Regions from separate parts of the Homo sapiens genome. Here region 2 is linked to region 1. Evidence: read pairs that join two places in POLR2A ChIA-PET (ENCODE). Cell type or tissue: HCT116. All regions are shown on one strand. Links, peaks and the distances in the headings refer to the core of each region. The heading gives the core; the rest is flanking DNA.

What was found. Peaks named below come from ENCODE experiments on the same cell type or tissue, not always from the same donor. Only the 100,000 strongest peaks of a DNase experiment are listed, where the experiment ranks them.
Region 2: POLR2A ChIA-PET joins it to region 1 with 5 read pairs; 5 of 35 experiments call an interaction of 5 or more read pairs at or near these places.

The regions. Positions count from the first base shown.
Region 1 is chr19:7,142,020-7,147,393 of GRCh38, forward strand. INSR (insulin receptor) reads right to left here. Exons shown (of 22, transcript NM_000208.4): 12 at 797-1,071. Among named protein-coding and RNA genes, the nearest start is that of ZNF557, 75 kb to the left of the region's middle. In HCT116, for the core only: no CTCF peak of the experiment used is centred there; no DNase peak of the experiment used is centred there.
Region 2 is chr19:7,254,347-7,259,720 of GRCh38, forward strand. The region is part of intron 2 of INSR (insulin receptor); the gene reads right to left. Among named protein-coding and RNA genes, the nearest start is that of INSR, 37 kb to the right of the region's middle. RefSeq lists an enhancer at 3,043-3,905. In HCT116, for the core only: no CTCF peak of the experiment used is centred there; a DNase peak (open chromatin) is centred at 3,015; H3K4me3 peaks cover 804 bases; H3K27ac peaks cover 1,156 bases.

The DNA.
Region 1 (5,374 bases), core at 115-5,114:
TTTTTGAGACAGAGTCTTGCTCTGTCACCCAGGCGGGAGTGCAGTGGTGTATTTTCTAAAGTTTACATAATGATTGCCTATGACTCATAATTTTAAAATATGACCTGGCATGGTGGCTCATGCCTGTAATCCCAGCACTTTGGGAGCTCAAGGTTGGCGGACCACTTGAGCTCAGGCATTGGAGACCAGCCTGGGCAACATGGTGGAACCATCTCTACTGAAAATACAGGTGTGGTGGCACACGCATGTAGTCCCAGCTACTCAGGAGGCTGAGGCAGGAGAATTGCTTGAACCAGGGAGGCGGAGATTGCAGTGAGCCAAGATTGCGCCATTGTACTCCAGCCTGGGCGACAGAGCAAGACTTCATCTCAAAAAAAAAAAAAAAAAAAAAAAAGGCCAGGTTCGGTGCTCATGCCTGTAATCCCAGCACTTTGAGAGGCCGATGTGGGTGGATCACTTGAGCCCAGGAGTTCAAGACCAGCCTGGGCAATATGGTGAAACCCCATCTCTACTAAAAATACAAAAATTAGCTGGGCGTGGTGGCAGACACCTGTAGTCCCAGCTACTTGGGAGGCTGAAGCAGGGAATCACTTGACATAGGTGGCAGAGGCTGGAGTGAGCTGAGGTCGCACCACTGTACTCCAGCCTGGGCGACAGAGCAAGGCTCCGTCTCAAACAAAAATGAAGGCCAATAAGGTAAAATACAGATATGCACTGCTTAGAGGGTGGAGAATCTGTCCTTGGTCAGCCTTGATGTCCCACCCATGACACTCGGACCCCGGAGCAGCAGCCCTACCTTCAGGCATGGTCCTCGCACTGACGTAGGCTGCCACACTGCACCGTTCCTCAGGGGTGTCCTGGTTGCAAGCCTGCAGCTCGATGCGATAGCCCGTGAAGTGTCGCAAGCCGGAGATGACCAGCGACTCCTTGTTCACCACCTTCTCAAAAGGCCTGTGCTCCTCCGGACTCGTGGGCACGCTGGTCGAGGAAGTGTTGGGGAAAGCTGCCACCGTGGGCACGGCCACCGTCACATTCCCAACATCGCCAAGGGACCTGCGTTTCCGAGATGGCCTGGAACGACAGTAGGACATGTATGATGACACCATCACCATCATTTTTTTTAAAAAAGTGACACTGGAGAATAAAAGGCTTGATTAAGAAGAAAGATCAGAGCGCAGGAGGGTGCAGCAATGGGGAACATGGATTACAATACAGACTGCCAGGAATGACCACTCAGAGCAGCTTTCAATATACCCTTGTGAGCATCTGAAGGATTAGAGCAGGCCCACCTCGTGAGGGATGAGTGCTTCTAAGACCGTCAATGGTAGACACACACCGATATTCCCCTCGACATGCTCGATTTCAGGTTTTTCATTTTGCAGATAAATAGGCCAGCCAGGGTCAGTGACAAAAATAAGACACCAAAAGCACGTAAGAGTCTAGCTTTTCAGGAAGCCCTGCCAAATGGCATTTGCTCATTGGCCCAAGCTACTGATCGACATCATCAGTTTAAATAGGAAAAAATACATCTTTTCCTTCTTATTGCTGCTTAGGGCACCTGTATAATTTGAGTGATTAAGCTGCAATTCTTAGAAAAGGAATCACATCACTCAGGTCAGGAAGATTAACTCCAAGAAACATCTATGCAATTGGCACACTTCTCCCCATCCCTTAAGAAGACATATTAAACAACAAAGGTTGATAGCTAACAAATTTTAAAATACAAAGAAAAAAGGATAAAGAAGAAAATGTAGGCTGGGCGAGGTGGCTCATGCCTATAATCCCAGTACTTTGGGAGGCCAAGGCGGGCAGATAACCTGAGGTTAGGAGTTCAAGACCAGTCTGGCCAACATGGGGAAACCCCGTCTCTACTAAAAATACAAAAATTAGCCGAGCCTGATGGTGCACAGCTTTAATCCCAGCTACTCAGGAGGCTGAGGCAAGAGAATTGCTTGAACCCGGGAGGCGGAGGTTGCAGTGAGCTGAGATCGTGTCACTGCACTCCAGCCTGGGCGACAGAGTGAGACTCTGTCTCAAAAAAAAAAAAAAGAAAAGAAAATATAAATCACTCATAAATCCACAGCCCACTGCTTCCTTTGGACAATTTTTTCCCTGTAAATATTATGTGTGAACATGATGAGGATCAAGCCTGTTTTATAAGTAAACTTTGTCTACTTATTATATTGGAAGCATTTACTAAATATTTTCCTTTCAACATAACATTTTAGGAGAGAATTTTGGGACTTTTCCTTTTTAATATTAGGGTTTTCCTCCATCATCTACAAAAGTAGCATGTGTTCCCTGCAGAAAACTTGGAAAACGATGAATGACTGTAAAATATTCCATTTGCTACGTGAGTCGTCACTCACTTAACCATCCTCCTTATTTATTTATTTATTTTGAGACAGAGTTTCACTCTTGTCGCCCAGGCTGGAGTGCGACGGCGTGATCTTGGCTCACTGCAACCTCCGCCTCCTGAGTTCATGCGATTCTCCTGCCTCAGCCTCCTGAGTAGCTGGGATTACAGGAGTCCGCCACCATGCCCAGCTAATTTTTGTATTTTTAGTAGAGACGGAGTTTCGCCATGTTGGCCAGGCTGGTCTCAAACTCCTGACCTCAGGTGATCTGCCCACCTCAGCCTCCCAAAGTGCCAGGATTACAGGCATGAGCCACCGCACATGGCTCTTTTTTTTTTTTTTTGCTGTTATAAATATTCCTTTGATCATTGTCTGATTGTCTTATTACTTCCCCAAAGTAGATTCCTAGAGGAAAATATTACTAGGTTCAGGGAGATAAGAAACTCTTTAAGCTTCTTAATACCTACAGCTAAATGGTTGTCCAGAAACTCTATATTGACTTGTGGTTGCACCAGCAGGCCATGAGACTGCATTCCAGGACAATCTCAGCAACCCCTAAGCCTTAATAGTTTTTTTTTTTCTTTCTATGTTTGTTTGTCTAGATCTTTAACCCAAGAGATTAAAAATATGCTATCACTCGACTACGTTATTTGCGGATCTTTATATTACTGAGTGTGACTTCATTTTTCCTTTATTGGTTCTCTGTGATTCTCCAAAGAATTGTCCCCTCCTTGTCTTTTGTCTGTTTTTCCATGAATTTCTTGTGTTTTCCTTACTCCTGTGTTGTTTATTCATTAAGGATATTAACCTTTTATGTATCGTGCTATACAACTTACTCTTTTCCATTTGCCAGTAAGCTTTCTTTAAATGATTTGAAACAGGCTTTCATGTTTATTTGTACAATTTAATATATCAGTAACACTTTAAAACGTGTTCCTTTATAAGTCATTCTAGATGGGGTTATTATGAGTTGTGCTAAGGTTTTACGGCAATTTTGAAAGGGATCTTTTCCCTTATTTTATATTCTAATTATTGCTTGTGTATCTACAGTCTTTTTGCTTATTTCTATGTACCTACTTTCCCAAACTCTAACTCATTTAAAAAGTTTCATAATTGGCTTTCCTGGGTTTTCAATGACACACTAGAAGAGGGGTCAACAAAATTTTCCCGTAAAGGGCTAGATAATAAATATTTTGGGTTTTGCAAGCCAAATGACCTCTGTCACAACTACTCTGTCATTGTAGCTTAAAGCAGCCCTACATGATGTGTAAACAAGTGGGTGGGGTTGCATTCCAATAAGAGTTCATTTACAAAAACAGGCAGCTAGCCCATGGGCCATAGTTTGCCTACCCTTGAGCTAGACGCTCTGCAAATAGCAATGACTTTATTTCCCACATTCCATTCTTTACAACTCTGATTTCTGTTTCTTGTCTTATTACATTGGCTGGATGCCCAGAGAAATGTTAATTAGTAATGATGAGATGGGGCTTCCTTGTTTTGTTCCTAACTCTGCTAAGAATAATTTTAAGAATGATGTTAGCTTGGCTGTTGGTTTAACCTAGGTAATATTTATCTTGTAGAAGAAATATTCTATTATGAGTTTTATGAAGCCTCTTTTTTTCCTCCCCTTTCTCTAAGTTAGGAATTTTAAATTAAGGTTATTGAAACAGATATGATCTTCCTTATTGCACCTCTTGATGAACTAGATGATGTTATCAAATCTTCTGATCTTAAACCATCCTTGCATTTTGGAGATAAACAATATTGCCAGTGCAGTGTTTTATTTGGGACATTTGAATCTAACATCACATATTAGCTTGGCCTGTGGCTTTTGTTCAGTGCAGTATCTTTGTCAAGTTCTTTTTTTTTTTTTTTTTTTTTTGAGACAGAGTTTTGCTCTGTTGCCAGGCTGGAGTGTGCAATGGCGCAACCTCGGTTCACTGCAACCTCTGCCTCCCAGGTTCAAGCGATTCTCCTGGCTCAGCCTCCCAAGTAGCTGGGATTACAGGCGTGTGCCACCATGTCTGGCTAATTTTTGTATTGTTAGTAGAGACAGTGTTTCACCATGTTGACCAGAATGTTCTCAATCTCTTGACCTTGTGATCCGCCCCCCACCTCAGCCTCCCAAAGTACTGGGATTACAGGCATGAGCCACCATGCTCAACCTCTTTGTCAAGTTCTTTAAGGGTGTTATGTTCATTTCATAAAATGAACTGGGATAACTTTTATAGATTTCTGTGCCCTAAAATAGTTTTTCTATTATAGGAAATAGTTGCTCTCTCACAATTTGAAAGAACGTGTCTATAAAACTCTCTGGGCCAAGGGACTTTTTTGAGGAAATTATTTGACACATATCTTTTTCCAAGGTTCATAACCACTTAATTTTTCTGCTTCTTTTTGAATCCATTTAGACAAGTTAAATTTTCCCACCTTACTGAAACTTTCAAATTTAGCAAGTGCACCATTGTCCAAAGAACTTAACACATTAAAATTTTCTTCAGACGCTAGTTTTATGTCATCTTCTTTCCTTCTGGTTTGTGTTTTCCCTTTGATTATGTTTACCATAGGCTTAGCTGTTATTGCTTTTCCCTTCCTAACACATTTATAGTTTTATAGTTTAAAGTTTATTTCTTAATTTATCAATCCATTTAAGTCTGCTAAGTAACATCAAAGCCAAGCTTTGACAATATTCTACAAGTTAAGGTATGTGATATTCACATTTTCATTATTTTCCAAAAGGACTTCAATGGAAGTTTCCATTTCTGCTTTGGCCCGATAGATATGTAAGTGTTTAACTTTTTAACTTTTTTTTTTTTTAGACAGAGTCTCGCTCTGTTGCCCAGGCTGGAGGGCAGTGGCGTGATCTCGGCTCACTGCAACCTCCACCTCCCAGGTTCAAGTGATTCTTCTGCCTCAGTCTCCTGAGTAGCTGGGACTACAGGCGCACGTTACCACATCTGGCTAATTTTTGTATTTTTAGTAGAGAAGGGGTTTCACCATATTGGCCAGGCTGGTCT
Region 2 (5,374 bases), core at 325-5,324, 110 kb after region 1:
CTCTTTAATAAATAAGTAAATAAGTAAATAAAATTAGCTGGGCGTGGTGGCATGCACCCATAGTTCCAGCTACTGGCCAGGCTGAGGCTGGAGGATTGCTTGAGCCCAAAAGGCTGAGGCTGCAGTGAGCTATGATCGCACCACTGCACTGCAGCCTGGGTGACAGAGCAAGACCCCATCTCAAAAACAAACAAACAAACAACAAAATAAAAAAGTAGAGAGGGAAGACAGAGGAAAGGGGAGATAGGATAAGGGGTACAATCTTGAAACTCCAGCACACACATCACCTCCTTTTACTGGGAAATGCACGGTTCTATCTGACACAGGCGCATTGAGAGAAACAGATCACTGAAGGACCTGGGCTGCCAGCCTGACGCACAGGCGCTCGCTGACTTCCTTGGGTCCTCCCCGGGGCATTTCAGGTGTTCAGTCACAAAGAACAGATTTTAATTCTGACAAAGGGTCGGGTGACATGGGAAGTAACCGGTCAGTGAGTATCAGGTAGGAGGAAGGAAAAGAAAAACTTGTCAGGCCAGTCACCAAGTTAGCAGACAGCCAAAGGGAAAGCCGCCTTTCCATTACGATGGATTTTAACTCTACCCGCCTTCTTCCCAAAAGGATTGGGCCAAAAGGTCAGTTTCAACTGATAGCCCTCAGCCTCCCCCGGCCCCCCTCCCCGGTCCCCGCACCCACCCGCTCCAGGAAGCCAGGCAATGGTGGGAATTGTAAATTCGTTATCTTCACCACTCAAGATTTAGACAGCATCATCTCTGGGGCAGCCAAGTGACCACACGGTCAACTGGTCTACCATCTTTCAGCGCAGCCTTGAACCCACCAAAACACTTTCTGCCCACCCATCAGCTTATCTAACCTGATAGTTACTTTGACTTCCTCCCTGACTCAGCAAGGACTTCGGGGACGCAACAAAAAGCCTGGCTCAGCAAGGCTGTCCACTCAGTATTGGTGGAAACAGCCCCTCCTAAACACAGCCCCTGTGTGACCTTCATGACGGCATTGGAGCCCATAAGGACCCTGCACTGGTCCAAGCCTCCCTTCCCGGCATGAGGCACCCTCTTCACTCTTGCCCACAAAACGCCTCTTGGCCTTCTCTTTGCCATTTCATCCACCCGAATACCCTTCCCTCTCACCCTGTCTTTTCTTTTTTTTTTTTTTTCTTGTCTTGTCTTTTCTCTTTCTTTCTTTCTTTCTTTCCTTCCTTCCTTCCTTCTGTTTTTGTTTGTTTGTTTTTGAGACAGGGTCTCACTCTGTTACCCAGGCTGGGGTACAGTGGTGTAATCATAGCTCATTGCAGCCTCAAAGTCCCAGGCTCAAGCGATCCTCCCACCTCAGACTCCTGAGTAGCTGGGACTATAGGCACACAGCACCATGCTTGGCTAATTTTTTAAAATTTTTTGTAGAGATGGGGTCTTGCTATGTTGCCCAGGCTGAGCTCGAATTCTAGGTTCAAGTGATCCTCCTGCCTCGGCCTCCCAAAGTGCTGGGTTTACAGGTATGACCCACCACACCCAACCTCATCTTCTTTCTTTGTGATCCTTGCCACCCAAACCAAAGCACATCTCTGCCACTCCAATCTGGAACAATCTCTCCTCTTTTACAAAGGCCAACGGCAATTCATCTTCAACCCCCGGAAGAGGAGCCGGGAGCCCAGAAACATACTCTCTAGGGTACTTGTTCTTTCCTGCTCTACAAAATCCAATCATCTCCAAAGTGAAAAGTTTGTTTAAAAAATTTCAATCAAATTTTTAAAATTTATTTTATTTTAAAATAAAATAAAAATGAATAAATAAGGGCTGGGCATGGCGGCTCACGCCTGTAATCCCAGCGCTTTGGGAGGCCAAAGTGGGAGGATCACCTGAGGTCAGGAGTTCGAGACCACCCTGGCCAACATAGTGAAACCCTGTCTCTACTAAAAATACAAAAAAAACACAACAATTAGCCGGGTGTGGTGGTGGGCGCCTGTAGTCCCAGCTACTTGGGAGGCTGAGGCAGGAGAATCACTTGAACCCGGGAGGCAGGGGTTGCAGTGAGCCGAGATTGCGCCACTGCACTTCAGCCTGGGCAACAGAGCAAGACTCCATCTCACTAAATAAATAAATAAATAATTCCAATCCTGGCTGGCACAGTGGCTCACACCTATAATATAATGCAACAGTTTGGGAGGTTGAAGCAGGTGGATTGCTTGGGCCCAGCAGTTCAAGACCAGCCTGGGTAACGTGGTGAAACCCCATGTCTACAAAAAATACAAAAATTAGCCAGCATGGTGGTGCGTGCCTGGAATTCCAGCTACTCAGGAGGCGGAAGTAAGCCAAGATTGCGCCACTGCACCCCAGCCTGGACAACAGAGTTGAGACCCTTGTCTCAAAAAGAAAAAACAAGAAAAAAAAATGCCAATCATCTGAGTGAAAAATGAATTACAACTACTGTGGAATTTTTTTCAGTACAGTTTTTTTTGTTTGTTTCTCTCCTAGATTTTTTTTTTAAAGATCTTTGACAACATAAAAGGGAAGAAAGACGAATGAGAGATTCAAGTGGGCCATCATTCACGTTACATGCTCTACCCTACCTTTTTTTTTTTTTTTTTTTTTCTTTTTTTGAGATGGAGTCTCGCTGTGACACCCAGGCTGGAGTGCAGTGGCACAATCTCGGCTCACTGCAACCTCCGCCTCCTGGGTTCAAGCGATTCTCCTGTCTCAGTCTCCCAAGCAGCTGGGATTACAGGTGCCCACCACCATACCCAGCTAATTTTTGTATTTTTAGTAGAGACGGGGTTTCACTATGTTGGCCCAGGGTGGTCTCGAACTCCTGACCTCAGTTGATCCACCCACCTTGGCTTCCCAAAGTGCTGGGATTACAGGCCTGAGCCACCGTGCCCGGCCTCCCCCACCTTATCTTTTTCTTTTTGTTGGATCCCCGTGTGCAGGCGTTACACTTTCCTGTCTTCTGTATGGACGACAGTGACATCGCCACAAGGGAATTTATCAATATTCCCTGTTATCTAGAGAACATCATGATTTCCAGGTGCTCTGCTCCAAACACGTCTAGAAGCACGGGTTCGATGACTCACTCGAAGGGGAAAGGCGGGGTGGGAGGAGGGAGGAGGGTGGAGTGGGGGCCTTGCCTTGTACATATACTGCCCTCCTCCACCCAAACAGAGAGCTCCAAAAAAAAAAAAAAAAAATGCTAATCATCTGAGTGAAAAATGAATTACAACTACTGTGGAATTTTTTTCAGTACAGTGCTCTACCCCACATTTTTTTTTCTTTTTTTCTTTTTTGAGACAGAGTCTCAAAAAGTAAGGAAGGAAGGAAGAAAGGAAGGAGGGAAGAAAGAAAAGGAAAGAAAGGAAGGAAAGAGGGAAGGAAGGAAGGAAGTACCAGCAAAGGGCAGCTGGGCTGTATGGCCTCAGGCCGTGGTGCTCCCAAGTCCCACTGAAACAGCCTCTATCCCTGAATGCTGAATGTCCAGCTCATATATAGACAGAGTCTCACCCTGTCACCCAGGCTGGAGTGCAGTGGCGCAATCTCCACTCATTGCAACTTCCGCCTCCCAGGTTCAAGTGATTCTCCTGCCTCAGCCTCCTGAGTAGCTGGGATTACAGGTGCCCGCCACCACGCTCAGCTAATGTTTGTACATTTTTTAGTAGAGATGGGGTTTCTCCATGTTGGCCAGGGTGGTCTTGAACTCCTGGCCTCGAGTGATCTGCCCGCTTCGGCCTCCCAAGGTGCTGGGATTACAGGCATGAGCCACCATGCCCGGCCAAAAATGTGAAAAAGCATTCTTAAGCCAGGCAAGCACAGTGGCTCACGCCTATAGTCCCAGCACTTTGGGAGGCCAAGAAAGGAGGATTGCTTGAACCCAATTGTTTGAGACCAGCCTGGGCAACATAGCAAGACCCCATCTCTACTAAAAAAATAAAAAGAAATTAGCTGGGCGTGGTGGTGCCTGCCTGTGGTTCCAGCTACTGAGGAGGCTGACTGAGGTGGCAGTGGCCTATGATCACCCCACTGCACTCCAGCCCAGGCGACAGAGTGAGACCCCATCTCTAAAAATAAAAATAAAATAAAAAATTCTTAGCTCATAGGTCATACAAAAATAGCAGCTGGCGGACTGGATTTGGCCCACAGGTCGTAGTTTGCTGATCACTGGGCAAAGGCCTTACGTCAGACAAGTCTGAAGTCAAACCATTCCCCAGCTAGGTCTCCTAGAGCAAGTCTCATAATTCCTAGCCATGCCTCAGTTCCCTCTTCTGTAAAATGAGGATAACAAACCCTCATAGGCTGTGATGGGATCCCCTAAGGCATTGCTTAGCACATAGTAAGTGCTCAGTAAACACTAGCTATTGATGAGTGTTAAGGATGTCATTGTCAACTGTGAGCCAGGTACTATGACAGGTGCTTGAGATACAACAAAGTCCCTGCCTTCAGGAGAGCTTAGTCTGATAGGAGAGGCCCTAAGTCAAGACAGAATGAGAAGGCTGATAAGAAGAGGCAACACACATGTTGGCAGGGGCAAATTCTAGATTTCCTCTCCAGTTTCTTTTCCTTCTTTCCTTCCTTCCTTCCCTCCTTCCTTTCCTTCTTCCTTCCTTCCTTCCCTCCTTCCTTTTTTTCTTTCCTCCTTCCTTCCTTCACTCCTTCTTTCATTTCTCCTTCCCTCCTTTCCTTCCCTCCTTCCTTCCTTTCTTTCTTCCTTCCTTTCTCCTTCCCTCCTTCTTTCCTTCCCGCCTTCCCTCCTTCCTTCCTTCCTTTCTTTCCTTTTATTTCTTCCCTCCTTCCTTTTTTCCTTCCTTTTCTTTTCTTTCTTCCCTCCTTCCTTCCTTCCCTCCTTCCTTCCTTTCTTTTTACAGTTTCCTGCATTTCACCAACTTCCCGCAATGACATCTATAAGACACAAAGGTAAAGAGCTTGGATTCTGAGCCAGAATCCCCAGCTTCAAATCCCATCTCCACTACTTACTACCCATGTGTGTGGGGTGCGCGGCGGAAGGGGTGGGCGGGGCAGTGTTGGAAGTAGAAGTTGCTTAACCTCTCGAAGCCTTAGTGGTCTCAACAATAAATAAGATTGTTGGGAAGATGGGATGCAATATCCTAATCAAAGCACCCAGAACCACGGCTGGCATGAAATCAGCATTTGCCACAAAGACAATTCCGATTGTTAAAATACCAAGGCAAGCCCAGAGTAGTGGTTCACACCTGTAATCCCAGCACTTTGGTAGGCCAAGGCAGGCGGATCACTTGAGGCCAGGAGTTCAAGACCAGCCTAGGCAACATGGCGAAACCCCATCTCTACTAAAAATACAAACATTAGCCAGGCATGGTGGCACGTGCCTGTAATCCCAGCTACTCAGGAGGTTG